2 separate regions of the Homo sapiens genome follow, and region 2 is linked to region 1. The links are chromatin loops, found by intact Hi-C in ENCODE. Cell type or tissue: endothelial cell of umbilical vein. All regions are shown on one strand. Links, peaks and the distances in the headings refer to the core of each region. The heading gives the core; the rest is flanking DNA. Region 1 overlaps FRAS1 (Fraser extracellular matrix complex subunit 1). Region 2 overlaps ANXA3 (annexin A3).

Region 1 (15,844 bases), core at 4,834-12,833:
GCTTGTTTTGACCATTTTGGGATACTTATCTATTTATCAGTAAATTGACAGCAAAGATTTGGTTAAAAACAATAATAAAACTTTTATGTCACATCCTGGGGTCAGTGTAGTGGACTGGCACAGGCTGAAAACTGGGAACCAGTAGAACCTCAGCTTGCCTCTGCCATGGCTGCATGACTTTAACAAAGCATGAGGACTTTCAGGGCCGTTGTTTCTAAGCTCCTTCCCGTTCTAAAAGTCTGTATGTCTGCAGTTTTCCTTCAAAGCTTGGATCAGCAGGAAATGAGACTTTGTATACCATATTTAAATTACATGGAAAATGACACCTATAATGTGGATAGTAACCCTTCATTAATAGAAATATTCAAATAGGCAGAACAATCCATGCCTGGCTAGATTGTGACTAGCTCTATTCAAACCCTGTAGGGGCTCTCCTTGCACTACAGAGTAGAAGCCAGAGGCTGCACACTGGTTTACAAGGCCCCATCCCATGGCCCTACTCCCACTCCTTACTTCTTCAGCATTATTGTCTACTACTCTCTTCCCTGCTCACTCCATGCCAGCCATATGGGCCTCCTTGTTGTTCTCCAAGCATGCCCAAATGTTGCCATCTTAGGAACTTTACCAGGAACCCTGTTTCCCATGTTTCTGCATAGCCAACTCCCTCACCTCCTTCAAGTCTTTGCTCAGATAAGGTCTACTGGGAACATTCTAATTAAAATTATAATGTCTCCCCATTTCTGTCTCCCCTTACCCTGCTCCATACCATTCATTTTCCCATAGCGCTTATCACCTTCTGACATTTGTTATACTTTGCTTATTAGGTCTACTGTTTTGTGTCTCCTTACTTTAAGTCCTATACTTAGGGATCTTTATTTTGTTTACCAATATATTCAAGGTGCCCAGAACCTTCTCTGACAAACAGTAAACATTCCATAAATACTTGTTGAACAAATGAATGCAAGACAAATAGCATAGCCTCCCAAGCCTTCGGTCCTACTTTTCTCTATTCCTAAATACTACTTAGGTCCATTTCCTCATGATCCCTTCAAACATGTCAAACACAGTCTTAGGCACCTGTCTTTAATCTTGCAGTTCTTTTAATCTCCTTGCTAGAATCTAAGCATTTCCCATATCACAACATGGACCATAAGTTGTCTCACCTCTTTCAGGAATCCTTATACAACTCCCCAGCCTCTGGCTCTCTCTTCCCTGAACAACTACGGTCTTGATATTATCCTGTATCTCTCACAGTGTGTTTAGCATGGAGTGCTTGGTGGGGTTCTTCATTTTGCCATTTATCTATGTATTTTATCTCCTCACCTCAAAGGTAAGCTCCTAAAAGATACTTGCTCAGAACCTATCACATGCTAAAACCTGTGGTTCTGGGGATTTAAGATGAATCATATGTGCCTTCTACTCTGGAGAAGCTCACAATCTAGTGAAAAACTGGGACCAGCAGATAGACCATCATAAGATAATGAGCTGTGTTACAGCAGAAGCTGGAACAGAGTAGGAACCAGGAGGAGGGAGCTGCTAGTACTGTATGGGAAGTCTGGGAAGCTGTCACAAAGGGGTCAGTATTTGAGCTGGGCTGGGTCTCAGAGGAGTTAGTTTTGCAAGGGGAAAAGAGCAGCAAGGGCTGAGGGAATTGCAAAAGCATGGAGGTATGGATGGGCTGGTGGGTTCAGGGATTGGTGAGTAACTAACGTGGATAAAAGGCTGGGTTTCACGTGAAACCAGAGGGGAGGCTGGGCCTTGTATGCTGCATAAGGAGGGTGGGCTTCATCCAAGTGGCAATGAAGATGTCAGCAGAATACTTAAAGGAAGACAGTTTCCCTGTCTATAAACTGGGACAAAGAACATGAAGCACAGTCCTTGAAGGTTATTAGATATCAATTTCAAAGGAATCACTATACAATAAAAATATCTGATATAAGATCAAAAATTTTAAGTTAAGAAAAAATTTTTTTTGAAAATGATTCTCAAGACAATTTGAAGTAAGATTTTAATGCTAAATATAGCTCTTACTCTCATTACCTATAAAATGGGGATCATATATTTATGACAGATTCCTGGTTGCCCACTTATCCTTTTCATAGTGGTTTTAATTTTTTTTTCCATTCTTCCCTTTTACAGATGGGGGATATTTTACTATAGTTGTTAAATTCCTATTCTACCTCTATATTGGGTCTGGGAGAGGAATAAATCTTGTAAACGACACATGGGCTTAATCAGAGGTACTATATTTTGCACTGGTTGTTGTAATTGAAATGAAATTTCTTTATTCAATAAAGGTTTTAGTTAGACACATTTCCCAGCTTCCCTTGTAGGCAGGTGTGCCATGTGACTAAGTTCCCCACCATAGGTTGTAGGTGAAAGTGATGTGTGCCCCTTCTGGTCTCACCCTTGCAATAAGTGTAAGCACTTCCTATTTATATATCAGAAGTTGATCTGAGCAAGATTTGTTTCTTTCTTTCTTTGCTAGAATGTCATTTCTTTTAATTATTATTATTATTTTTTAAGAGTCAGGATCTCTTTCTGTTGCCCAGGCTGGAGTGCAGTGGCTATTTGCAGGTGGCATCATGGCTAACTGCAGCTTCGCACTCCTGAGTTCAAGTGATCCTCCTGAGTAGCTGGGCTACCAGCTAGCACCACTACTCCCAGCTGAGGGTTATTTCTATCAATTCCCCTTTTAAAATAAAAGTCTAGCCTTCAGAGGAAAGCACTATTTCCCAAGCTCCTGAAAGAAATGGAAAACCATTCAGCTCTACCCATGGAGGCCTCCATCACTGTATTTACCTGTTATAAGAGCTTGTGGCTCTCCAGAGTTGATGTGGAGAATCAAAAGTCTGAGCGCTCCATAATAGCTGCAAGTCAAATTCAATTCCTCCTAGGTGGTCTGGAGTCAATACGAAAGATTTCACTTCTGGGAGAGTGTGATGCTCCATCACAAACTGTCCTATTTGAAGGGGAAACACATGCATTTAATGTACTTGTGGTAGAGCTTTAGTTTGACTGTACCTGGTAGAGCCCCACAAAAGCCTGAGAACTGAATTAATGTTCTTCTCTCAAACAACTAAGCTTAGCCCATTTTGCCCCTTAGAATATATTCCACACTGGATAGAATGGCATCTCACCCTAGCCCATCGTCCTACTTGTGATGGTCATCATAGTCATAGGTATTTATTTATAAACAATAGGAATATTCCTTGTGGAAATGGTGCTAATGAGTATATTCACAATAATAGGGGTCTTTATGTGACAATGAACACTGAATATACATAGCTTTGAATTCTAACGAACATGTTTCTTGGAGGTAGAAAGGTCTCAGTAGTTTATAAATGGAAATATCAGCATCAGATAAAAGTCACATTTAGGGCCATTGAAGTCCTTGGTAGAAGGGTATAATTATAAACATCATTAAAAGGGTAAATGTTATCAGCAAGATACCCCCACTCTTTAAAACTGCACTGAAATAGCGTTGTGAATAAATAAAAGTAGGGGGAATATTTTAGATTAAAAGAAACTAAAGCAATATAACAATCAAAATGTAACATATGAATCATAACTGGAACTTCTTTCTTTTTATGTAAGCAGTTATAAAATAAACAAATATAAAAATAAGTGGAAAAGACGTTTGTGGAACAATAAAGGAAATATGAATAGAGACTGGATATTATTGAATCAATGCTAAATATCGTAGAAGTGATCATGATGTTGTGATTCTATAAGAGAATGTCCTTGTTCTTAGGAGATGTCAACTGAAGTATTTTGGGTAACTTGACACGAAGTCTGCAACTTGTTTCTGAACGGTGTGACAAAAAAAGATATGTATGGATGGATGTATGTGCACATGGATGTATAGCAAAATGTTAATCATTGTTGACTGTTTTTTACTGTTCTATTCTTTCAACTTTCTGTATGTGTGAAATGTTTCTTAATAAAAAGTTGGAAAAAAAAAACGGCATTGATATTACCTCTGAATTTGGCATGGGTCTTGAATTCAATGACAAGACGGCCATCCTCTCGAATGTAGATTCTTATTATCTGAAGCCTTGCAGAGAGCACGCTGTCTGTCTGGATTCCTGGGCAGGAAAGCAGAGAGAAAATGCTAGGGCATGGAAAATTCCTCCCTGACAGCAACCACATATAAGTTATCCCAAGGACACCTCCAAGTATAGCTGCACATTTATTTGAATGTAACAAGATAACATTTATATGTCTATAGAAACATATGCCAATTAAAATTGTATGACAGCTAATTTCACTTGGTTCTTTTTTTTTTTGTAATGGTTCCACTGTTCTTGACATAGACTTTTCAAACCTGTAAGTTCCACTTAACCCAGATGCAGGGTTCAGCAAAAAAATGAATCTTAAAACTTCTTACTATCAAACTTTACACCAGGGTATGGTTACAGCACATCTGCTTCTTATTATACTTTCTTTTCCTCGCCAAGATACCTTTCCGGACTTAACAGAGGTATAAACAAAGTCCTGGTGGCTACATTTAGTACTCAAACCAAAGGAGAATTAAAGCCAGCTTGTAGAAAGCCAACATGACACAAGAAAGCTGTGGCTTTAATAAAGGAAATTGTAGTCATGGTCCCCAGTGAGTTCAGAAAGAACAAAACCAAAGAGTAACGTAAGGATTAGAAACATGAACTTGAACAAAACAAAACAAAAACAAGAGCTCAAGGAATTATCTGACCCAGAGTGGGAAAGCTGCCTGAAGTTATTTTCCCATGAGAAATATAAAGCCAAAAATGATTTGAGCCTAAGACATTTCACAGAAGAAAGGACTACACTGCCAGCCCTTTGTATCTGTAGGTTCTACATCATGGATTCTGCATCTGTGGATTCACCCAACCTCAAATAGAAAATATAAGAATAAAAATGCATCTGCACTAAACATATAGATTTTTTTGTCATTATTTCCTAAACAATATAGCATAACAACTATTTATATAGCATATGCATTGTATTAGGTTTATAAATAATCTAGAGATGATTTAAAGCATAAGGGAGTATATGTATAGGTTATATGTAAATACTACACCATTTTATATGAGGGACTTGAGCATCCTCAGATCTTGGTGTCTGTGGGAGGTCCTGGAACCAAACACTAATAGATATGAATGATGACTGTAATTTCAATTAGTAGAGATGAAGCTTTCTCAAAAGAAAACTCTTGTATTTTTTTTAGTATGTTTGCCCCAGATAAAGCACCTCACCCCTGAAGAGGAAAACAGGGAGGATGGGAGCAGCAGAATTTAGGGGAAATGGGTTTGGGGAAATAGGTTAGGGGTAGTGTGTGAAGTACAGGACACTAAAAATGAGGAAAAAAAAAAAAACAAGAAAAACAAAAATAACCAAGAACGATTGGAGAGAACGGAGGAGAAAATTGGGGAGTTTTAAGGAGCATCTATGTGGAAGCAGTAGGAGGAGGTAGGTGTGGAAACTGAGTGGGGGTGAGGTGTGGAAACTGAGTGGGGGTGAGGTGTGGGCTCCCAGCTGAAGGGCTGCCTCCCACTTAGTTCTTGGAGGCTCCTCCCAAAGAGGACAGTAATGGGGATGAGCCTGAGGGAAAGGTCATTTTAAACATTCAGTATCACAGCCCTTGACTTCGGAAGGTTAAAATCCCTTCTTTGGAGGATGCAATTAAAGAGCAGACTCTTTGCCAAATGAATAAAGTGGGCTACTTGACATAAATATTTCAAGTGCTCTTGACACATTTTTCCATTTCCTTGCATCTGATTTGAAGATCCTTTTGCTCTGTAAAAACAAGAACCACACAATTTTTCACTAGGAGAAAATGAAAATCATTTGGGTTATATTCCAAAAGAACACACACCCATCTGAATCCCTAACGGGCAGTAGAGGACTCATTTGTCACTTGCCATCCTCTACGCTGGGACCTTAGCTATCTGGGCTGAGACCTTCCAGCATCAGGACAGAAGGACATCATTCTTTTCAGGAACCACAGATCTGCACTTTGAGGTGGCCCCACTTTGTCTTCGGGATAACAGGATGAGAAATGCAGCTACTGTTAAAAGTCACTACTCTTCTTTTAATCTTGCTTGAGTGAAGCCCTAACTAAAGGGATAGTTAAGGCGTCAGTGGGCATACCTGTTCTCCAGAGAACAGTGTCATAGAAGAAAGAAAACTCCATCTCGGTGTGGTGCTCCAAGGAGGCCCAGCCCCTGGGGGCTGTCACATAGATGTAGGACACATATAGAGGCACGTGCACTGTCAAGAAGGACTGGGCAGAGTCCCTCACCTGCCGAGGAAGCAGTATGCACACAGAGTTATTTCTCCCCTGGGATGAAAAGACATACTATCACCACATCTTGGTTCCATTTTCATTCACCCATGTAGTCACACACTTATTCAATAATTATTAAGCAAGTGCCCATGATTGCACTTACTTATTTAAAAAAATAAAGGAACTAATGGAATAGAAAGCAGCCGGGATGCTTCTTTCGACAGGGTCACGTGCAGAGGCTTCTCTAAGGAGGTGGCACTTGAACAAAAATACTTTTGAAGTGGGAGAATGAGCTCTGTTCAGTTGCTAGAAGATTTGGCTGAAATTTGAGAATATCACAATTATTCTCAAGGATCAACCCGGTGGATGTGGGATCTACCACTCAGTACAAACTCCCTGTATTGATCATTTGCCAGTGACCTGTGGGAGAGCCCAAGTCAACCATCATCAGGAAGATGCCCACATCCAGACGCCTGGGAGGAGCCTGTGCCTAACTCAGGATGTTTTAGTGAGTGCTCTCATCTCCTGCTCCAGGAACAAAGGGCCGGAGCATTGAAATCATATATAGGAAGCTCACCAATGGACAGCTCAGAGCTGCACGTACTTCAGTAATTTCCTGTCCCATGCTATGCTTTGGAAAGAGTTTTGAAAAGGCAGCATATCACATTTCCAAGAGAACATTTCTTCTAAGGAAGTTTGTGTTCCTGCTTTTAATTTGGCCCAATCATTTTCATTTTACTATGTAATGAACAAAACTGGATGGAAAGATAACAGAATGGTAGCAGAAGCTTTTGTGGTGAAGCTAGCTGTATATGTGTGTGTGAATGGGGAGTTAGTTCACACATTTTTAAAATATTTTTATACTTTTTTCCACAAATAAATAAATAAATAAATATATATATATATATATATATATATATATACACAACAAAAAAACTTAGCTTAAAACAATTTTATTTTATCATTGGCTAATTACTATAATATACTATGGGACTTATATTTTTCTTTTGTTTGAAAATACAGTATAAAGTGTTTCTATGGGTAATTAAGGAAAAAACCAAATGTTTTAATATTTTTCTAAAGTTTTTTTTTAATATTCAAAGTTGTCAGGGATTTAAAATTTGATGCCAACTTTCTCAAAAGACTCAACTAACTCCATACTCATTGAAAAATTCCATTTTGACATGCCTTACTTTGTTTGTTTGTTTGTTTGTTTGTTTGTTTTTCAAGAGATGGGGTCTCTCTCTGTAGCCCAGACTAGAATGCAGTGACTCCATCATAGCTCACTGCAGCTTCAACTTCCTGGCCTCCAGTGATCCTCCAGCCTCAGCCTCCCAAAGTACTGAGATTACAGGTATGAGCCACTGTTCCCAGCCCCTCTTTTTGTTCTTTTTAAAGAAAATTTCCAGATTGTATTTGGACCTTGTACCATGTTCTGTCCCTTATACACAGGTTTTGCTAAATACACCTGCTCCAATCACACTATCAGAACTTCAATAAAATCTCTAGCTGATTGGCAAAATTAATTTTTCCTCATTTGTTTTTGTTTATCCTCCTTTAGCCCTCATGATATTACTCACTAATCTTTAAAAAGAAAAAAAAACCCAACAAATATTTACTGCATGCCTATTCTACACCAGGCACACTGTGCAAGGCACCTTCTCATGTTGAGATTATTAGTACAATTTCAGAAGAGGTTCAGAGAGGTTATGTCTTGTCCAAGCCTGTTGATTGACAGCAAAAGGTACCAACTAGGCCTTAGTTCTAAGTTCTATATTCTTCCTATCATACGTCAGTAATTTCAATTATTTTCAAAGAAACAGACAACAACAAAATACTTCTGTGCATGTTTTTTCTGTGTTGGTTTAAAAGTGGGATTATATATAACAAATCCTTGTCTTTGAGTTTTTAAGCATATTCTGAATAAAAATATTCAAACAGTAATTACAGCAAAATCATAAAGAACAGAGAATACTAATTTTTGAAGGGCCAGGAAAGAAACAAAATCACTTAGTTTTGCATTTTCCAAAGTCAAAGTTTATACAACTGGAGAAATGGAAAACCGATGAACGCCTTAAAATTCTCTTCAGTAGATGGCAGTAGTGTGTACAAAATGAGAGGAAACCAGGCTGAGAGGCACCACAAAGAAAATGACAAATTTTAATCAAAGACACTTTCTCTAAATAATTACTGTAAATCCCTCTATAATTTCTCTCCTTCAGTGAGGATAAACCTGATTTGAAATGAAGAACAAACATCTAACTAGTTTTTAGCTCATTGAGATAACTGCTCAAAATTGGATAGAACCTGTTTTAGAATTAATTTTCCCATGAGGACAGATTAGCCTAGTCTCACTGGCCCTTTGATATAACCGCCCTTCTCTGACTCTGGCTTCTTGCTATAAATTTTTCAGTTGTCACTAATTGATATGGTTTGGCTCTGTGTCCCCACCCAAATCTCATCTTGAATTGTAATCCCCATAATCCCTACATGTCAAGGGAGGAACCAGATGGGAGGTGATTGGATCATGGGGGTGGTTTCCCTCATGCTGTTCTTGTGATAGTGAGTTCTCATGAGATCTGATGGTTTTATAAGGCAGTTTTCCTTGTTCTTGCTTGCTCTCTCTCACCTGCCACCATGTAAGACATGTCTGCTTCCCCTTTCACTATGATTATAAGTTTCCTGAGGCCTCTCCAGCCATGTGGAACTGTGAGTCAATTAAACCTCTTTTCTTTATAGATTACCAGTCTCTGGTTTGTCTTTATGGTAGTGTGAGAATAGACTAACACACTAATGTTTAATGGTAATATATATTTTAGAAAGTGTCTATTTTTGTGGGGGCTGGCAGTTTGGAACAGGTGTGAAATAAAAATGTTTTAAGCAATTATCTTTCCACAATGCATAGGACAACAGAGCTCTTCTTATCTTCTGAAAGACAGGCTGCATCATCTGACGCATTTTCCCAGGTGGGGAAGAGAATATATCAATGTAGTAATAACCCTAGCATCAAATGTAAATATTTTTGGCTTTCCAAAATATATGCATTATAAATACAAAAACATATATGCCTAGAGAAGTAAATATTGGATTTTTACATAAGTGAGTATGCCAGACAGTAAGTTTTTTCCACATTAACTTGATTTAGAGGACTTTGGGGGCCTTCTCTAGCTTCAGTGCTGCCAAGATCTTGCTTGAGGGACTTATAAAGAAGACTCCCTTAGTTGGTTGTCCCAGTTCTGGAGGCAAAGTGCTAATTGAAGTGCTTCAGGAACAAACAAGGTTGACCATGGCACCCATATGCAGAGTCCTCAGACAAGCCCCGGGGCACCTACCTGGAAGTCAGCGGTTACAGAGCCCCCACAGACGTCAATCAGCTCAGTCATGTCATAATAAGCATCAAAGGTCCACACGCAGCTCTTCAGGTTCAGGTGTTTGTAGAGCTGGATGGTCTTCGGCTCTCGCACGCTGGGGTCAAACTGGAAGGGGCGATCGTAGCCAGGCCCCAGGGCAGTGCTATCATAGACCACATCATCCAGGAACCCTGCCTCTGCCAGGGAGGGAAGAACAAGGAACGATAACTTGGTTTGTGGATGCCAAGGAGCAGGGTGGGGTGAAGAGCTCACCCTTTTGCACTAAAAGCACTTTCAATCACCTGAGACCCTACTAACAAAGCAACCCAGGGCTCCCAATGTGCAGGGAGAATGTGAGGGATCTTGGAAAGCGCTTGCTAACTGCTGTTGCCAGGTGTTGAATGGAGGACTCCACCTCTAAGAGACCACAGGAACCAGGGAGGAAAAGGTGAGCAAATGATACCATGAATGAAGGCGGCAGAACTTGGAAAGGAAAACTCTCTGAAGCTTTGCCTGTTATACCTGGCAAGTCTGGTCCTGTGCTTCATATATGTCCCCACCACTGCTGAAGAAATGGATTTACTGTATGGCTCATTCATTGGTGAATTATTATTTTAAGAGTGATTTTTAAAATTTCTTTTTTGAGACCCCATCTCAAAAAAAAAAAAAAAAGCCAGCATACCTACATTTGACTACTTCTTGCTCATACAGTTTCTGAACTCTTGTCGGGGGAAAGTCTTAATTTTTTGTTAGTGAGTAAATAGGTCACTAATGATGCCTGTAACTCTCACCTGTGCCAGGCAAAAATTATTTAATCAAATGCTGCCAAGCACATGAATGGCTCTAAATTAAGGGAGAACTTTATGCAGTAGGGAGCTGAACACAGACACAATTTTAGAATATGAGGGTTAAATTTTTTTTTTTTTTTGAGATGGAGTCTTACTCTGTCACCCAGACTGGAGTGCAATGGTGCGATCTCGGCTCACTGCAACCTCCGCCTCCTGGGTTCAAGCGATTCTCCTGTCTCAGCCTCCCGAGTAGCTGGGATTACAGGTGCACGTCACCACACCTGGCTAATTTTTTATGTTTTTAGTAGAGATGGGGTTTCACTGTGTTCCCCAGGCTGGTCTCAAACTCCTAAGCTCAGGCAATCCACCCGCCTCAGCCTCCCAAAGTGCTAGGATTACAGGCATGAGCCACTGCACCCGGCTGGGTTAAAATTTTTATAGTACTAAAAGCAACTGTAGTATTTTAAAAGGGTTGATAAATATCTTAGAATGCTTGAGACCCAGCACCTAGCCCTCTGCCCCATGATGACTAGGTACTCAATTAACATGTCTTGAATTTAATTGCTTTTAAGCAGGAACAGGTGCAAAGTTTAGTATTTAAACACAGTATGTCTCTTCCACTAGCTACAGATGTGGACCAATTAAACTTTCATATGTAGCTCAGTGATTTATAAATAATTTTCACTCAGCTAATTTCTACTGTATAAAGACCATCATGACCAAAAGTGATGCTTAATGAATATGAAAGAGAATATGAATGCATTTCTGTCTTCAAAAACACTGTTAAGTGTTTCATCATTTGTGAAAGGAGGAAATATGCATTTAATGTGCACTTGCTAAGGTAAATGGAAATGGACAGAATTCTTTGTAAAGTCAAATGTCTGCTGTGGTGAACACAGAGATGCGCTGCCTCAGCTGTCAGCTCCTTCAGCTCTGCGTCAGCTGCATATTGGCTCAGCCCAAGGTCATGCCCTTGCGGGGCAGCCTGCATCCAGTGACTTAGCTAGGTAGGCTATAAGGGTCTGGCTGTGTCAGCTGGAAGTAGGACAAGTCTCTCCAGAGCTCCCTGCCATGGCCGAGATGGCTTTTTCAGCCTGCATTGCAGCTTGACTTCTCCCTCTGCCCAATCCTGTTTCGCTCCTTCTCTTTCACAGATATTGATCCCTAATAAACATCTTGTAACCCCAAACTCCCTCTCAGCTCCTGCTTCTGGAGAACTCATCCTATACCATCTTCACTTCAGCTTTCTATAACAGGTTTTTGGAGCACCAATGTAAACATGCTCACTCTAAGGGAATGAAGACACTAAAATATACCATAGTAGGTGCTTTAAAAATGTCAACGCATTTAATCCTCATCTTGAGTGGTAGCAATTGTTATTCCCACTTTATAGACAACAGTGGCTCAGAAAGGTCAAACTATATTTGTTCAGTGGAATAAGGATTTGAACCAGTGTGATTCCAAAGTCCTTGTTTCTTCCTGTCCACTGCATTGACTGAACTGATGGCATTTGCATGTGTGCTAGAAGGAAAACCACTAATATGTGGATTCTGAGGACCAGAAAACATGAAAAGCAGTTCTCACTCTGGCATATCCTGAAAGTCAACTGCACTGGGCTAGCATGGAAAGACCAGTCCTGAACTTGTCAATCTCACCTGAGATGCCTCTCAGGTCATAGGTGGTAACTAAATTGGAGCAGACGTGCTGGTGTCTGTAGATGGACTCAGACAGTAGAAAATGTAAGTTGTGCAACGGCATGGTGGAGATAAGGGGCAGCATTCCATCCTGGTGTGGGATCTGCACCGAAATGTGGATTCTAGGGGGAAAAAGGCAGAAATAAATGTTTAGCTGACTGCTATAAATGGTCAATAGGACATACTTCTTTCTCATCACCTAATTTGTCTTCACCAATGAGCTACCATTTTTTTTTCTTCCTGAAGCTTTCCAGGTAGGATTTCTATCTGAACAGGGGGTATACATATACACATAGTATCATTGCTTCCCTCTAAGAGACCCTCCAGACAGAGGACTGATAGTAATCTAGAATTATAGATTTTTTTTCTATACAGGAAAAGATAACATCACAACCACAAATTACTTTAAAGCTCTCCTTTGCTTTTTAATGGAAACTCTGTTATTTCAGGAGCTAAAGCTGAGTGACTAGAGAGGGCCTGTTCCCCTGCTCTGTCACAGTGAATGTCTATGGAAGTTAGGTAAGGTTGACACTCACATTTCTTTTAAGTATTTGAGTCAAAAATATATCGTTGAGCTTTTAAACTCTAAAACCAATTCCTCTACCCAGCCAAATCTGAGAAACTACAATATCCAGCTACTTATACTGTCTCTCCTGACTGAAAACAGCCTTCTCTCTCCAGTCTGCCTGTAAGTCCTATCAGCACTACGTGTCCAGCCCCGCCAGCCTCAATCTGCAGTGTGCTGTTCCTTGATCTACATCCTCAGCTCTTAGGCAGCCTTTGGACCAGGAAATCTGTAACTTATTTATATTGGCTGCTATTTCTCAAATGTTTTCAGACTCTGTTTGTCTTGCCTCTCCACTATGAGGACAAGGAATATTTCCTTCACTTCTTTTGTTTCTCCAGGGCACATAGTATACAATTCTAAATAAGAAATGAGTTTAATAAATATTGGTTAAGACTGCAACATGATAGTACTTATGGGTTGCATTTTTGTCATTGTACCAGTTTAAACTTTGAGCGTGTTTACTGAAAGTGTGTTTTGAGTTTATATACTTGTCTCTCTGAGCAAAGAGTCACATTTTTAAGTAGAATCAGAACCCTGGAAGTGAAGAGGAGGGCCTTTTTTCTAGGAAGGGGTCACCAAGATACATTTTATTGTGTCAGGAAAGAAAGAAGCATGTACATATTCATTCAAACATGTTTTATTCATACAAAGGAACTCATTTTTCTGAGTTTATGAGCAACTGAGTTGTTCATAAAGGCACACACTTAAATACTATAGTGTTTAATAAATACGCATAACATACACAAATTCTTTTTTGCTATGCAAAAATGAAAACATCCATTTCCCATCATGGTGGCCCAGAAAAAAATTAAGTCCAATGTCTCCTAATTTCTACAATGTTATTATTCATTTGTTCAGTAGATATTTAGGAGTGCCTCTTAGATGCCAAGAAGCACTATACTGGCAGAAGATACTCAAAATACATACTCATGGTCTTCAGGCCTTACCATCTACTAAAGGGCAGAGAGAGTGAATGCTAATAATCTTCTAAAAGAAGCATATACAGGTGCCAGAGAAGCCAGGAGGGGAAGCCTCCAAATTAAATTAGGGGAGATGTTGGAAATGTCCCTAGAAGAGATGCCATGCAGTAGGTATTGTAGGACAGTAGGGTTCCGGCCAGTGGAAGGGGGTTAGGGAGAGTTGAGGTAACAGCATGGCAGAGATATGCAACCTGTAAGAGTCTGTAGCACTTGGGAAGTTACTCATGATTCCTTGTGGTTGGAATGGCCGGTGAAAATGACAAGGTGAGAGAAAGACTAGGAAGATAGGCAGGGGGCCCGAGCTTGAGGGACCTTCACAGATTTAAACTTTTACTGATGCATTCATCATCACATTTTTATCATGCAGAAGCATCCCTTATTGATTGTCCTGGGAAACACACAAAGGAGACCTGAGATTCACTTCAATCTATGTGTGGTGGAAGGCACCACCTGCCTGACCTGTTCGGATGCTCCTTATGTTTGACATCCAGGTATTTCAAGGTTGCGATGAAGGACTGAGCCTGGAAGCCTCTGGATGTCCCAGCCACCACTGGTGTGTGGCAGATAGCACTGTCTGTTCCAATGGTAACAATGTTGCTCCTTAAGGGGGTCCCCACATGGCCCACCTTGTCCACAGCCTTGGCCACACAACGCACATGGAACCTCCGGCTGAAGTAAATGCTGTCCAGGACCTAACAGGAAGAAAAAATCACCTCCAATGTGAGTACCCTACTTAAACAGCTCCTTACATGATCTGGTTCAAGTTAATCTGTAAAGATCATCCATCCACCCATCCATTGATTTTTCCATCTATTCATTCATTCATCACGTAATTATTGACTTTTAACTATGAACCAGACACTTGAGACAGATCAGTGAGTACTTATAGCCTAAGGGGGTAAGATAGTCAACAAGCAAGTAGACAGATGTGGAGCACAAACCCATAGATGAATGATTTCCATTAATAGTATTGTTCTCTTTATATACTAGGCTCAGCAGAAGGATGACCCAAGTGTTATTCAGGCTTCTAGCAAGACTGGTTGGCCTCCAAATCACTGTTGCTGAGAGCATGATGTCAGGAGACAGAGGAAATATGCTTCCTTCCCAGGAATTCTCATGGTCTCTTTATCCTACTGTTATCCTCCCTCGATCATCCCATCTCCCTACCCAGTGACCACACACTGCAAGGGTTATAATAACATGCAGGCTTGAAGCTGAGAACTTGGCCTCTGACACCTTCTAGTCTTTGAAGGTCTTTCCACAGATTCCTCCAAGTCCCCAAACATACAGAAGCCCTAAGAGTGCTTAACTCAATCTATGCAGAGGCAATGTAGGTCACCAGGACTCTTTAGGTTATGTGTGCATTTACATAGGGAAGTATATAACAAGAAAAATTAATCAGTAGTTCTGTGTGCCACAGACCTCTCACAAAGCAATCACACAAACTTATACATTTTACCCATGAAAACAATTTTCACTGAAGTCCATTAAAAACTAAAGAAAATTTTTCCATTAAACTTTTTTTTAATTAGCTGCCAATGCTTTACTTATTTATATATACATGAACTTAGTACAGAAGGGATTTGAGGCATCCTACAAGAATGCATATAATAGAATGGCATTAAATAAATAATTGAAGAAATCAAGATAAAGTGACGGAAACCAGGGTAAAGGGTATTAGTCACAAATTCATTGCAAGAAGAAAACCTGAAGCATAAAGTCATAAATTTATCTGTTAAAAATGTACATTTGGCTCCAACCAGACCACACCTCCTTTACAGTTTTGTTGAAGACAGAAATAGATACTTAAGAAACAACAAGCTGGTAATTCTTGCCATGTTGATTTTTTAATAATAGAGAAGACTATTTAAATTTGAACTAGGTTATGTTGCAAAAGAATTGCTCTTCAGGCCTTTCTGAATAAGCTGTGCCAAAGAGAGTGGGTATGAACGACCCTGCATTATCCAAAGCCTCCCATCTATGTCTAGTGGTTTTCCTCTGCTATTCATCCCAGTGAAGCTCTTATTACAGTGGGAATAAACTGTGGAATGAACAGGAAAATCTAGAGAAATTTGGTCTGAAAGAAATCTCTGATGTCTAAAATCATTCAGTGATATAATTTTAGGCAAGAATTGTTGGATGCTTACTACATGCCAGGTACTATATACTAAGCCTGAATCTCAACTGCTTTCAGCTCAC
Region 2 (15,844 bases), core at 2,580-10,579, 75 kb before region 1:
CAAGTAGGTAAGACTACACGTGCATGCCACTGTGCTTTGCCTACGTCTCAGTTTTCAACAAAGCTCAATAAAAATGCCAGTAGAAATAAAATATTTCAGCTCTCAAGAAGTCTACAAGCTAAACATGGTCACAAGACAAATACAAATTTAAAAAGCAAGGTAAGATTTAAAAAGATGGCTGGATGTGGTAGCTCACACCTGTAATCCCAACACTTTGGGAGGCTGAGGTGGATGGATTGCTTGAGCTCAGGAGTTCACGACCAGCCTGGGCAACATGGTGAAACCCCATCTCTACAAAAAATACAAAATTAGCTGGGCCAGGTGGTATACATGCTTGTTGTCTCAGCTACTTGGGAGGCTGAGGTGGGAGGACTGCTTGAGCCCAGGAGGTTGAGGCTGCAGTGAGCTGAGATCACACCACTGCACTCCAGCCTGGGTGACAGAGTGAGATCCTGTTTCAAAAAAGAAAAAGAAAAAAGACTTAAAAAAATAACTTCTTCAAGCATTCATTTAACAATATTTGTTGAGCGTACTGTGTGTATCCTGGACCATGTTGGGGGCTGTAGGGAGCAAAAAAAATGGATCAGTCAGGATTCTTGCCCAAAAGGAGCAGGCCTCGGCACTGAGTTAAAGCAAGTGCAAAGTAACTTAGTTTACCAGCACTCGAAGTCTTACCTATGGCCAACAGTAAGTCTTCAAAATGCCCAGATAATTCTCCTTTTATGCTGTCCACAATGTCCTTTTGGCTGATATTTCTGTATTCATCAAATGCTAAAAAGAAGCACCACAAAATTATTTAAAGCAACGCAGTTGAGCACATTTGAATATATTCTAGTTTTTTATTTGATATGCAGAAGATCAAGTAGCAAGCTAAAAAACTCCCTCTTTAAACCATGAAAATCTGGGCACAGAAGTTTTTGTTTTTCTTTTGTTCCTTTTTAAGGAAATCATCTACAACAAAACCCAAACTCCCTAGATGATTTTCTTCAATGATCTCTCTTTCTCTTTCCCCTTCTCTCAAGCAGTAAGCATTTTAAATAGCCTAAATAGTTAAATAATAAATAATTTATCCAGTAAGTTGGGCTATTTTAAATTTTATTTATAGCAGCACCTGGGAAATGATACTATAATCACTAGTCAAATATGTTTTCTCTGGTAAAGAAATCTTAATTCTGAAGACTTCCTTGTGCTGAATCATTTCCTAAGGTGGCATGGCCTACTTCACACCTCCCAGAAGGCATTTGAATTTCTTGATCAGTATTTGCCCCAAGCAAAACCTGTACATATGTCACCAAGTATACAGGCATATTTTGTAAGCCAAGTATATTTTTCCCCAATACATTTTTAAAAAAAGAAATTTTGGAGAGAGACCTAGGGTTATCTGGTTTTTGTTTTTCAAACAAAGACATGAATAAAGCAACTATCACATACTGTTGTCATTATTTTATAAAATAAATGTGATTTTAATGCAAAAGTTAAGAAAGAACAATTTCAGAATTTCAAAGTCACAGTAATATCCTTATGTTTACTCATTGTTCCGTCAACTCAGCATAAGCTTGGTCTTGCTGTGTGGTTGTTCTGTAAACTAGCATCTGGAAGCCACAGTCAGAAGATGTTCACAGTAAATGAAGGTTTAGTTTTCTAGGTGTTGTTGCTTCCAGAACAGTTCTAGGAGATGCCATGAGCAAGAGGGCGGGTGCCCACAATTCCATGTAATAGCTGGTCTGACGATAAGAGTTGATCCATTCTACCACTTACCTTCATATCAGAAATAGCTAAAGGTTAATCAGTATTGATGTGTCAACAGAGACTCACCTGCAGTGTCTGGCTTTTCTGGAAGTGGCTAACTAGGGAGAACTGTTAGGTGGAGTGGAAGCAGTTGGGCTTCTCCATTCCACAGGAACAAGCCCTTCTACTCTCACCCTAGAGGGTGGCCTCTTTTCTTCTCCCTGCCACCTCCCTCCCCCATCTATTACCTGGTACTCACTAGGTAATCTACTCAGCCTCTATGGAAAAACAAAAGTGTAGTGTCAGTACTTCCTTGAGTTACAATACAGCTTTCCCATTTTGTTTCCTGAAGTGTGAATAACTGGAACAGACTTCGCAATTTTAAACTTCGTTTTTCTAGATCTTTGTATACTAAATGCAAAAACATTTGTAAAAACAACATACAACACAAAGGATTGTAATGTGAGTTTGTACTTAGTTTTAATTGAGGAAAGCTCCTTAAACACAGGATCTCAGTGAATTTGTCTTCATCCGTGCCCCATCTGTTCTCACCAGCTTTATAGAGAATCTATTCACAAGAGAATGATATTAGAGACACAATTATTTTCTTTTTGAGAGGTGACATGAGAAGAATCGGAGTTGTATTTCAGAGGTCAGTGCCATCATCTATTATCTAAATCTCTCACTTTCAGAAGACTAGAAATCAAAAATTGGGCTGTCAGGAGCCAAGGAGAATGATAACTACCACTGGGGCAGGCAAAAAGTTAGGGTTCCGATCCCCAAGCTTCAGGCTTCTCTTTCAAACAGGAAAAAAAAAAAAAGAAAAGTCCCTGTTGCTGCTATTTTTCTCCCTTTTCACATAAATGCAAAGGCAGCCACATAGGAGAATAGGTAAAGGAAATGTTTTCCCGCTTTGTTACTGACCTGGGCATCTTGTTTGGCCAGATGCTCATCCACTTTCAGACTTTCATCTCTTCTGCCCTAAACAGGAGGACGAAAACAAGGGCCATCCTTTAAAGATAGAAGATTCTAACACATAGTACTTCAACCAGCAGGGGATCTTAGTGGTTTTTCTTTAAGGCAGGACAGGTTGCACAGAAAAATCATGTACTCAGGGCTCCAGTTCTGGTTCTGCCATTGACTAGTCATGAAATTTTTAGCAAATCACACAATTTTGGGGGCCTCAGTTCCCTCCTCCGAAAATTCATATATATATATATTTAGAGACAGGTTCTCACTCTCTGTTGGCCAGGCCAGAGTGTAGTCCTGCAGTCATAGCTCACTATAACCTTGAACTCCAAGGCTCAAGCCATCTTCCCGCTTCAGCCTCCTGAATAGCTAATATGACTACAGGTGCACACCACCACACACAGCTAATTTAAAAATTTTTTTTAGAGATGGGATCTCGCTATGTTGCCCAGGCTGGTCTCAAACTCCTGGCCTCAAGCTGTCCTCCCACCTCAGCCTCCTGAATCTCTGGGAATACAAGTGTGGGCCACTGTGCCCAACCCAACACAGAGGTCTTATGTGGAAGAAAAGACAAGGTACAAACTGGGAGAACATATTTGTAACATGTATCTGATAAAGAACTTGTATCCAAAATACATAAAGAACTCTTAAAACTCAATATGAAAATAACAACCCAATTTAAAAATGGTTGAAAGATCTCAACAGACATCTCACCAAAGAAGACGCACAGATGGCACATGAAAAGATTCTCAACATTGTATGTCATTAGATAATTACAAATTAAAACAATAAGATGCCACTACACAACCTATTAGAAGGGCTTAAATCCAAAACACTGACAACACCAAATACTGGTGAGAATGTGGAGCAACAGGAACTCTCATTCACTGCTGATATGAAAGCAAAATGGTACAGTCACTTTGGAAGACAGTTCTGCAGTTTTTTAATAAAGCTAAATATCTCTTACTATATAATCAAGCAATTGCACCCCTCGCTATTTAACTAAAGGAGTTGAAAACATGTCCATACAAAAATCTGCACATGAATGTTTACAGAAGTTTTATTTATAATTGCCAAACTTGGAAGCAAAGAAGATGCCTTTCAGCAGGTAAAATAAATATTCTATACAATGGAATACTACTCAGTACTAAAAAGAAATGAGCTATCAAGCCATGAAAAGACATAGAGGAACCTTAAAGGCATATAGCTAAGTGAAAGAAGCCAGCCTGCCTGAAATGGCTACGTACTGTATGATTCCAACTATAGGACATTCTAGAGATGGCAAAACTATAGAGACAGTAAGAAGATCAGTAGTTGGTGGGGAGGAAGGTATGAACTGGCAGAGCACAGAGGATTTTTAGGACAGTGAAACTACTCTATCATACTGTAATGATAGACATATGACATTATACATTTATTAAAATCCATAGAACTATATCACAGAAAGAGTGAACCCTAATGTAAACTATAAACTTCAGTTAATAATAATGTATCAATATTCATTCACCAATTATAATAAATACACATACTAATTAATGCAAGAGTGAGACCTTCTCTCGCTCTAAAAAAAAAAAAAAAAAAAAAAAAAATTAGCTGAATGTGGTGGTGTACACCTGTGGTCCCAGTTACTCAGGAGGCTGAAGTGGGAGGTCTGCTTGGGCCCAGGAGGTCGAGACTACAGTGAGCTAAGATCACACCATAGTTCTCAAGCCTGGGCAACAGAGCCAGATCCTGTCTCAAAATAATAATAATAATAATAATAATAATGGAAAGGAAAGGAGAGAGTAGAATAGGGTCATATGGGAGCTCTCTGTACTTTCTGCTCAATTTTTCCATAAATCTGAAGCTGCTCTAAAAAGTAAAGTTTATTTAAAAAAAAAAAAAACTCAAAGGCGGGGCGCAGTGGCTCACGCCTGTAATCCCAGCACTTTGGGAGGCTGAGGCGGGTGGATTGATTGAGGTCAGGAGTTTGAGACCATCCTAGCCAACATGATGAAACCCTGTCTCTACTAAAATACAAAAATTAGCCGGGTGTGGTGGCGTGTGCCTGTAATCCCAGCTGCTAGGGAGGCTGAGGCAGGAGAATTGCTTGAACCTGGGAGGCAGAGGTTGCAGTGAGCCGAGATCGCACCACAGCACTCCAGTCTGGATGACAGAGTGAGACTCTGTCTCAAAAAAGAAAAAATAAAAAGTCCTCAAAGATCCCCAACTGTGATATTAAAGGCTCTATGGTTTAAGTGGTGTGTGTGTGTGTGTGTGTGTGTGTGTGTGTGTGTGTGGTATGTGTGTTCATGTACAAATACTTAAGCACATTATGGAAAGACAGGAGACAAAACCAAAACACGGGATTGCCTGAATTATTTGGCAAATTATAGGTGAATGAAACATTTAGCTACAATAGTTTAAAATGAATTTGTTCCTATTTTTAAACATTAGGTCCTTGTATGACTGTCTGATTTTTGCCTGGTTTCTTTTCTGTGCTGCTGATACCCTGCTGCTGTTTGCTTTCTTCTTGTTCTCTTTCACTTACGCTCGCTCCAATGACATAAATGCTGATTATCATCGGTCTTAATATAATACTAACCACTACCACCCTGTGTTGATCACTAAGTACTTCACATACTCTCTCTTTCTCTTAATCTTCATAACACCCTATGAGTACTTGTTATTGTTAGTATTTTAGTTTTACAGATATGAAAATGAATGCTTTAAGACTTAAAGAACTTGTCCAAATATACAAAGCTAGTTGGCAGCATGAGATTCCAGCCCTGTTTGATTCTAGAACCCTGTCCTAGAGCCCTACTCTATACTGCCTCCTGTGGGTGGGTGCATTCATGTCCATACACAAACAGATGTGCACTTAGGAATATATACCTCTGAGAGCATATGTTTGCAGCAATGCTTCATAAATTTGGTGTTGTGGGTTCAACCTTCATAAGTTTTTCACATTTAAAGTAACTGAAACCATAATTTAGATAAATCGCTTCCTAATGGCATAATGCCTCACTTTGACAGGTGCTGTTTCAACCATGAGGCTGAGACCGTTGTTGGGATTTTCTCACATTTAGGTGCTATGTAAATCAGCTGAAAGAAAATTGGTGAGCTATGGTTTAAATCACGTTCTCTCTTACACACAGCTGTGAATACACCTCATCCTTGACCTTACCATCTTTATAATAAAAGTCATAAGCCTTCTAAAAAGAGAAAGCAAGGTGTGGCCTCATTAGGTCACATGATGATTAATAGTTTGGCAGCTTTTCCAAGGTGGCAAGGCTGAAATTGCAGCAATCATTTTCTTTTTTTTAATCCTGAGACTGATACTCAATTTAATTCCCATCTCTAAAGATCATTCTTCTGTATCATGCTTCCTATTTAATTTAGAAGCTAACAAAAGAAATATTTATTCTTCAGAGTCCAGAAGAAAATAAACCTGTTCTTTAAAATGGAGACACTTATAATGGAAATAAATATTGTATGTCAGATGATGTATCAGAATGTCTTCTAATGTCAAAATTGTGAAACCTGACCAAAACACCTCCACTTACTGACTCAAATAAGTTTTCTTTGTTGTTACATCATTATGTATGCTTTTATGATCTTGGTTAAACATTATATTGCTTGGTGGCAATGAAAATGTAAAATGAACAAACCATTTCATAAGGAAAATTGTGAACTCATTGTCTCAGTTTGGTTATTTTTAAACTCCCTAAAAATTGTTATTGAGCATGCAGCTTACTGGGGAGTTAAAAAATAAAAAATAAAACCTTACATCTGCCAAAGTCAACAGAGCTTTCCGGAAGTCACCAGATGTTTCGGAACTAATGTCATCTCCAAGACTCTTCTTGTATACTGAAACCAAATCAGAATGAAATTAAGCCTTGACAAACTGAAAAATATGATTATAAAACAGAGAAAAGTTTAAATGCCAACACTAGCAAAGAATGGGTATGTGATAAGATAAATCTTGCCCTTTTATTTAATTTCTTCATGCTTTTCTGTTGTGAGATGGTACATTCTTCTTGTAACTCTTACTGCACTGTGTTGTGGTAGATGCAAAAGAATAGAAAGAGTTGTCATTCTGGAGCAAATCTTGGTTTATTTCATCTGACAATGGCACTAAGGGATGCATAGTGGAAAAGCTGGGGTGGATGAGCTACTAGTGTGCCTTTCAATTTCCATTCTGGCCATCTTCCATACTAAGAGAACCCTAACCTTAAGCAAGATATAATGTACACAGCTTAAAAACTACTTTCTCAGCTTTCCTCTTAGCTAGTACAGTTCTATAACTTAGTTATTCACAATGAAATGAAGGCAGACAAATCTCCTTAAAGGGATGAGGCCATGTTCATCTTAGTCCTTCCTCCATCCAACTGCCTTACATGTGAACTGATATCTGCATCTTGGGCAGCCATCTTGGACTGTGAAGATAAGGACCACTTCTTAGTGATGGCATAAAAGTAATCAAGAAGAAGTCTGAGTTCCTAAAAGCTTTGAGTAGCTGTCATACTAGACTTAGAATTGCCAATGTCTAGACTTCTACATATGATAGAAATAAACTTCTACCTTTTGTAAGCCACTGTAATTTTTCTGTTTTATCGAATCTAACCCTAATCTTAATGAATATAATTAAACCATATTTTTTCGTATCTCCCAAAAGTAAGAAAGCTACCCAAAACATGCCATTTCCCTTTACAAATGCCAACTGTGTGTTCATATATTTTAGTACTGACTAGTTGTAGCCCCTTTTGCATGGCCTGTGATGTGCAGTGCCCATCAGTCTTAAATCTCTGTCTGCCCCATCCATGGGGTGGTGATTCTCTTGGAGCCACTATACCCTTTGTTGTAGGTGACACCATGTGGCTATCTGAACTGTCTGCACCATTCTCAAGAATTCTATAAATTAGCCATACTAGCCATGAGAATTCTCATCTATTTAAATCAATGAAAGACAATTATAGAAAGTGATATGAGATTATCCAATAGCAAGAACTGCGCTGAGATGGAAACTTCTTCAGCATGATTTTAGTAAGTCTCTTTTTTATGAAATCTGTAACTTTTCAAAGCAATTCATATAAGCAAAATCCACCAAAAAAGTGTGTTATTTTTCTAAATAATAATATTTAGTAGGCATCATTAAACCTAATGGTTGTGATATTGTTACATCTATCCTTCATTCTAGTTAGATAAAAAACTTTAAATTTGAAAATATCAAGTAGAAGAATGAATATCCCATTTCTTAGAACTTGGGGAAGTATTTTGTAATTTTGGAATTATTTAGATGAGACTTTATAAGTCATTTCACACAGCCTCTCCCTTTCCTTCAAATATTTTGTGGGATATTAGAGTAAAAAATTATTTCAACCTAAGTTGACAACTACTTTATCCATTTTGAGGCACAGTAGAGTATAAAATCAAATAGAATATTTTAATAGTACAGGTGCCTGGACTAGAACTTTGAGTCCCTGATCCCTGTTTCAGTGTTCTCTCTCTCACACACCATTGACTTTAGAATACCGAAAAAAGTTAAGAATTTAGATCTCTCTTTATTTAGACTCTATTGTGCCACTGTACTGAATAAGCTGTAGAAGACATCTGGTCCCTTTATGAGGGCCAACATGATAGTGACTTCCTGAACCCATTGTATCTTCTCTCTTAGGGAGCGAGTGACACAGAAAAGGAGACAAAGACAATAGAATAACAAAGAACCAAAAGACTCCTGGAAATAATGAAGAAAACAGTAGCCAAGAATAACCAAAAGCTATGCACAAATATTTATAAGCCTTGGGTAGACAAACACCATGTGGTAGGGGAGGGGATGTTACTTGCTGGTGTCAAGAACATTAGAAGCAAAAAGGAAGAGGAGCAGTTACTGTCACGGAAAACATTAGCATGGGGAGCAATGGATGCCTGCTGCCGAGAGAGTGACAACATAACTGGGTCCCTCGGGTAGTGCTGTGACTTTAATCTCTGTAAAGTTTGGCTATGCATGATTGAGACAATTTCCTTCTTGATCTTCTTGTGTATCATTAATCTCTAGTAACCAAGGTAACCTTGATGCAGTTGTATCCTTTGTAGCCTCAGAGAGCATTACTCACATAGAAATTGAGGCTCTGGTAACTTTGTGCTATTATCATCTGTCATATCTGCACAACACTATCCTGAATGGTAAAAGTTTCACTTGGCTCTTAAGACCTTAACCTCAATTTTGAGGACACTCATTTAATAAATATTTGCACTTATCTGCCCCACTGTTCTTAGAACTGAGGATACAGCAGTGAACAACATAGACGAAAATCCTCATCCTCATAAAGCTCACATCCTGGAACTGTTTGTACCTAAATGCTGGGCTCCAGGGATCTGTCACAGGGCAGGTCCACTTGGGGAGCAGTGGCTCTTCTAAGAAACACCAGAAAATACCAAGCCAACTTGGGAAACAGTGCCTGGTTCTGATGGGTTTTGTAAAATATGTAAACCTTGTTGAACTGAAATATTTTAAACACCTAAAACATACTCTTTTGTGCATTAATGATTAAGCAATTCTCTTGTCTACTTCTGTCTGTACCCGCTCCCTATTAGGTTCCACCAGTACTGGGGAGTAGAGGGGACTGGAAGGCAGGAGGTGGAAAGAAGTGCAAGCTATCTGACGGCTAGTCATGTCAGTGTCAACCCAGGGAAGGCTGTTCACCCCGACAGCAGCAACTGGCTCCAGCTTCCTAGAAAAAGTCACTTTGACCCCCGTGTAGGTACTGGCTCCAGTACCTACAGATGGAGCCCTCTTTTCAGAGATCTGAACTCCTGCTCCTTAAGCCTCTGCTCTGAGCCCCTGAGGTCCCGACATCAGCCAGGTATGTCCCTCATTCTAGCTTCCAGTTTCTGATAGCCTCAACCTCTTTCCTTTGTTGTCTCAGGTCTGGGGGGTTATAACCTGCATGAATCCTTTTGTTCCCTTTTTGCTTTTTCAGTCCTCTGAAAGGTGTTTAGCAATTCTTCTTTTTTTTCCAAGACAAGGTCTCACTCTGTCACGCAGGCTGGAGTGCAGTGGCATGATCAAGGCTTACTGTGGCCTCAATCTCTTAGACTCAAGTGATCCTCCCACTTGAGCCTCCTGAGGAGCTGGGACTGTAGGCGTGCACCACCACACCTGGCCAATTTTTGGTATTTTTTATAGAGACGGGGTTTTGTCATGTTGCCTGGGCTGGTCTTAAACTCCTTGGCTCACGCAATCTGCCCACCTCAGCCTCCCAAAATGCCAGGATTACAGGCATGAGCCACTGTGCCCAGCTTAAGCAATTCTTTTGAGATGGAATCTCATTCTGTTGCCCAGGCTGGAGTGCAGTGGCACCATCTCGGCTCACTGTAACCTCTGCCTCCTGGGTTCAAGCAATTCTCCTGCCTCAGCCTCCTGAGTAGCTGGGACTACAGGTGCACGCCACCATGACCATCTAACTTTTTTTGTATTTTTTAGTAGAGATGGGATTTCACCATATTGGCCAGGCTGGTCTCGAACTCCTGACCTTGTGATCCGCTGACCTCAGCCTCCCCAAGTGCTGTGATTACAGGCGTGAGTCACCGCACCCGGCCCTTTAAGCAGTTCTTTATATTACATTCTATCTGTCAAAATACCTAGTGCTGTTTCTGTTTTTCTGATTAGAACCCAATTGGTACATCAATAACAAAACAGTCACCTGACATTGAGGTATTTACCTTCTAACAAGAATCTCCCAAAGCATCCTCTTTAACACCTACATGAGGACCAATATGTACTCCTTCTTTGGACCTCTCCCACTGCAAAAGCTGCTATGACACAACTGACCTCTGTGAGACACAAACAGAGAAACTGTGGCTCCCTTAAAGTACTTGGAGAGGGTTCTATGGGGCCATTGAATAGTAGAGAATTGGGCTGGTCTTATTCCTGATTCCTGGGAGGTAAACTCTAAATCCTTTGGATTTCCCAAGTCATAGGTGTGTCCTTGTTATTCATGGTTGGTCTCTTGGACTACAGCTCAGTTATGCTAACAATATGACCCAGAATAAAGGCTGGTCACATCAGAAAGATCAACCATATGATTAAAAGGTTGAGGCTTTGAGCCACAATATCAGCCTGACCTCTGGGGAGTGTAGGTGGACTGGTTCAATCACATGAACAATGGTTCAACCAATCATGCTTATATAACGAAACCCCAATAAAAACTAAGGCTACCAATAATCAAGTGAGCTTGCTGGTTGGTAATGATATATCAATGGTCAGGAGAGTGGAAGCTTCCACTGGACCCTTCCAAATATCTCCATATGCAGTCTCCACATTTGATTGGCCCTGATTTGTTTCCTTTATGATAATATCGCATTTGTGAACACAGCACTTTCTTGAGTTCTGTGTCATTCTAGTGTGCTATTCAACCTGAGAGGGTAGTGAGAACCCTGAATTTGTAGCCAGCTGGTTAAAAGCACGTGTAGCCTGAAAACACCTGAGCTTGTGGGCTGGTGTCTGAGGTGAAGGTAGTCTTGTGGGGACTGTGACCTTAACCTGTGAAGTCACACTAACCCTGGGTAGTTACAGTCAGAATTACATTTCAGAGTCTTTCTAATTTTACACAGCCAGCAGACTATTAGGTCTTTAGCTACTTCTATTGAATCCTTATGCTCAACACATCCTCTAAATTAATCTAATTTCCCACACCCAAAATCGTGGATCTAATCTGAGTGATTTCTAACGCCTAAAAATAAAATACGATTTGAGTCTCTTACATTGATGACAATGGTTAATTCAATTAATGAGAGATTGCCGAGAGCAAAATCCACTGCAGCTGTAATATTATAAATGTAAAGCATTAATGCTATTGTTATGTAGCAGTCTCTAGCTCAGATCATATTCCAATTTTTCCTGGAAACTCATAGTCTTTAGCTGATTTTAGAATGTATTCTCGTTTCTGTAAGTCTTGTCTTCTCAAAATGCCTCATGAAGAGATTGAGAGGATTCTAGGAAAAGCAACATTGGCTCAAATATGTGTGAACAGTGGTGAAGGTAAGCAGAAAATAAGACACCTGTATAATAGGCTTGAGAGATATCCTTCATTTGCCTGCTTGTCCTGGTAGTTAAGATTTCAATCAAGGCATCTTCGTTTGTTCCCGCGCCCTAAAAAGGAAAAGAAAATCTAATTTTTAGAACACTTAAATAACTTAATCTCATGCCTTTTGGTCTTATTATCTTGTTTATATAGATGAAAGGACACTTTTAAGTAAATCAATACAAGGTTCTCTATTGCTCTCGTTTTCTATTTTTCCATATATTTTAGTAATAACATAAATCATCTGGAATAAAGTGACAGCAAATTTTTCACTCTAGTGTGAAAATCAATTGAATAATTCTGGAAAGAAATAGTATAAAAGAAAAAGCCTGTGTCATTCAAGATTAGAAGTGACAGTCTAACAGGATTAACCCTACCAACATTCAAACATTCCACTATGTTTAGAAAAGGCTCTATAATACTTTTGAATGATTTCATCCTTGCATCACTGTACTGGGTCTATCAGCATGTATCATTCTCTTCATACAGGGAGCCTTTCAAATCCTCAGTAATGTGCATCATGGGCCTGGCTGGCATGGGGACTAATTACCTCTCAGTCCTGTTTATATCAAGGTCACTGAATCACACTGTGACTCCAAGAAAAGTCATATACACTACGACTTGATTGAATAAGGCCAGTGCAGCATATGAACAGAGACTGAATTCTGTCTCTCTGTAGCAGAGATTCCTAGTTTACCACAGTATCTCTTTTGTCTTTCTTGCTTAGTAATGGAACCCCCAACTTTTAACTTGGTACATTGCTACCCATATAAAGGCTATGTTTCTCAGCTTCTTTTACAGTGAAATATGTCCAGAAACTAAACTCTGACCAATGGGATATATGCAGAAGTACCATATGTATGCTCAGGGAGTATCCTTAGAGTGAGGGAGTGAACCCTTCTTTGTCCTTTACTCTTTTGAGTTGCCTGGAATGAAGACATAATGGCTGAGTCATGAGCCTTCTTTAGCCAGGAAGTGAAAACCATGAGTTAAAGACGGCAGAGCCTCAAGATAGAAGGAGACTGAGTCTCTGATAATGGTGGTGCCACCACAGCCTGGATTTCTTTTATGTAAAAGAGAAACTGTTCTAATACTTATTGGTGAATCTAATCCTTACAATTACACCTGCTAAACCCTCCCCTTTGGGTAGCCATAGAGAAACAATGCTCAGATTTCACTTCAAGAGAATCAGCTGCAAAGAACGCAGTTAGCTAACAGCCTCCAACTGCCACACCTTTGGGTCTACCAAAGTTCACACTGAGGTCATGCCCTCTCCAGGTGGCTGTCAGTCAATGACTGTAAACAACAGGGGTACTGGACTTGCGCCCAACACAGAACTCCTCCAAAGGGCAGTCTTTGCTCAGGGGCTCCCCAACAGCCTACCAAGGTTTTCTCGGAGCTTCACTATGCACTGAGGCTCTTCCTAATCTCAGCCTACTTCCTCTCCTCTCTCCTCTCATAGGGGTCAGGCCACCACTGCAGTCTGAAGGTTCACCCCACCTACCCTGCTCTTCGCCTCTTTATCCTTCACAGGTGTTTCTCAAAATAAATCTCCTGTACATCAAATTCCATCTTGCCATCTGCTTCTCAGATGCCCATATGTCCTCCACAGAAAAGAAGATAACTCCATTCCCTGATGGCAAGGCAGAATATGGCTTATGCCTCAGATCTAGGCTCCCTTCTTTTTCCTCCTTCCTATTAATTAATACATTGAGCACCCACTTCATTTCAGGAGTTGCTCTAGGAACAGAAGATATAGGCCAAGACCAATGAGGTTCCCTGCCATGGTGGAGGTTTGCCTTTTAGTTAGATGAAAAAAGATAATAAACAAATGGATTTTAAAAATAGAAAAGGCCAGGTGCAGTGGCTTACACCTGTAATTCCAGTACTTTGAGAGGCCGAGGCAGGAGGATTGCTTGACTCAGGAGTTTGAGACCAGTCTGGGTGACATAGCAAGACCCTGTCTCTACAAAAAAAAAAAATTTTAATTAGCCAGGTGTGGTGGTGTGTGCCTGCAGTCCCAGCTGCTCAGGAGGCTGAAGTTGGAGGCTTGCCAGGGAGGTTGAGGCTGCAGTGAGCCATAATTGCACCACTTTACTAGAGCCTGGGCAATGAAGCGAGACCTTGTCTCAAAAACAAATAAATAGACAAGATACTTTTAGACAGTAATAAGTGCAGTTAAGAAAATATATTTGAGTGAATTAATGGAAAATGTCTGGAGGAAAAGCATTCCAGATGGAAGAAACATCATGTATAAAGATCTCAAAACAAGAATAAGCTTATGATGTTCAAGGAGCAGAGAAAAGGCCAGTGTAGCTACATCATTAATGGGTGAGCAGGAGGGGGTATGACGGTCAGTTTTATGTGCCAACTTGGCCAGGCTATAATGCCACTTATTCAATCAAACACTAATCTAGGTGTTGCTGTGAAGGTATTTTGTAGATATAATTTCAGTTTATTATCGATTCACTTTAAGTAAGGGAGATTACCTTTCTCGGCAGACCTGATCCAATCAGTTGAAACGCCTTAAGACCAGAGGCAAGGCTTCTGTTTAGAAGATTCTTTCTGTGGACAGCAGCTTCAGCTTGTGCCCAAGAGTTCCAGCCTGCCTTTCCTGACAGCCTGCTCTACAGATTTTGAACTTGCCTAACCAGTCCCATAATCATGTAACCAATTCTTCTTTCTTCTTCTTCTTCTTCTTTTTTTTTTTTTTTCTGAGACAGCATCCCAGGCTGGAGTGCAGTGGCACGGTCATGGCTCATTGTAGCCTAGACCTGCTGGGCTTAAGTGATTCTCCCACCTCAGCCTCCCAAATAGCTGGGACTACAGGCATGAGCCACCATGCCTGGCTAATTTTTAAAAATTTTTTGTAGAGACAAGTTCTCACTATGTTGCTCAGTTTGAGGCTGGTTTTGAACTCCTGAGCCCAAGCAATCCTCCCACCATGGCCTCCAATTCTTTCCAATAAATTTTTGTTGTTGTTGTTTTGAGACAGGGTCTCACTGTCACCCAGACTGAAGTGCAGTGGCACAATCACAGCTCACTGCAGCCTTGACCTTCTGGGCTCAGGTGATCCTCCCACCACAGCCTCCCAAGTAGCTGGGACTACAGGAATGCACTACTATGCACAGCTAATTTTTTTTTTATTTTTTGTAGAGACAGGGTTTCTCCAAGTTGCCCAGGCTGATTTCAAACTCCTGAGCTCAAGCAATCTACCTACCTTGGCCTCCCAAAGTATTGGGATTACAGGCAAGAGCCACAGCACCTGGCCTTACAATAAATCTTTTAAAGTCTATGTCCTGCCTATTGGTTCTGCTTCTCTGAGGGAACCCTGACTGATATAAATAGAATTTTAAAAAGCCACAGAGTTAGACAGGAGCTGCACTATGTTGGGTGATGAAAGTCATGATAAGAAGCTTGGATTTTAAGCGTACAAAGCCATTGGAAATTTATGCAGGTAAGTAGCATAATCTGATTTTTAAAATAAATTAATAAAAATAATTTTGGCTATTCTGTGTAGAATGAATTTGAGATGGGCAAAAATGGAGGCAAAGGGACCAGTTAGAAGCCTATTGATATGGACCAGTCAAGAGATGATGGTGGTCAGACTAGAACAGTAGCAATGGATTTTGAGAGAAGTGCACATATTTATAATGGATTTTGAAGTAAAACTAAGGAACTTGCTGATAGATTTGGGAGCTTGGAAGGGTAAGAGAAAACAAGGGCTCAAGGATAATGCTAGGTTTTTAGCTTGAGTGTTGGGGTTAATCATAGTGCTATTTACTTTCAACGATGACAAATTAGAGAACTTGACTCTTCATGTCAAACAAAGGATATGACAAAATTCTTCCAGCCCAGGAACATTTGGGCTTAAGGTTCTATAGCTGTTGCCTATTTCAGAGTCATTCTACCACTGGGAGAGTCCAGACCAAAAGGGCATCCAAGTCCACCCATCACAAGTGTGCACTGCAAGAAAGTCACTATTTTTGATGACTTGGTCAAACCCTGGGCAGAAATGGCTTGTGGGGGGCTCATACCTTCATGGATTTCTTTAGCTGCTTTGCATCAAAGACTGCTGGTGG

What was found. A loop is a pair of places that touch in the nucleus more often than their neighbours do. Peaks named below come from ENCODE experiments on the same cell type or tissue, not always from the same donor. Only the 100,000 strongest peaks of a DNase experiment are listed, where the experiment ranks them.
Region 2: a loop joins it to region 1, with 2.4 times the contacts of the local background. A loop is called at or near these places in 2 of 110 quality-filtered maps.

Annotation. Positions count from the first base shown.
Region 1 is chr4:78,509,767-78,525,610 of GRCh38, reverse strand. FRAS1 (Fraser extracellular matrix complex subunit 1) reads right to left here. Exons shown (of 74, transcript NM_025074.7): 64 at 14,105-14,337; 65 at 12,059-12,219; 66 at 9,598-9,812; 67 at 6,130-6,280; 68 at 3,981-4,088; 69 at 2,803-2,962. Among named protein-coding and RNA genes, the nearest start is that of ANXA3, 34 kb to the left of the region's middle. In endothelial cell of umbilical vein, for the core only: a CTCF peak has its summit at 8,359 (motif pointing right); DNase peaks (open chromatin) are centred at 6,860 and 8,370.
Region 2 is chr4:78,582,246-78,598,089 of GRCh38, reverse strand. It overlaps ANXA3 (annexin A3), which reads right to left. Exons shown (of 13, transcript NM_005139.3): 5 at 15,800-15,844; 6 at 11,740-11,830; 7 at 6,467-6,546; 8 at 2,653-2,709; 9 at 2,203-2,296; 10 at 676-771. Among named protein-coding and RNA genes, the nearest start is that of ANXA3, 38 kb to the right of the region's middle. In endothelial cell of umbilical vein, for the core only: no CTCF peak of the experiment used is centred there; a DNase peak (open chromatin) is centred at 6,499.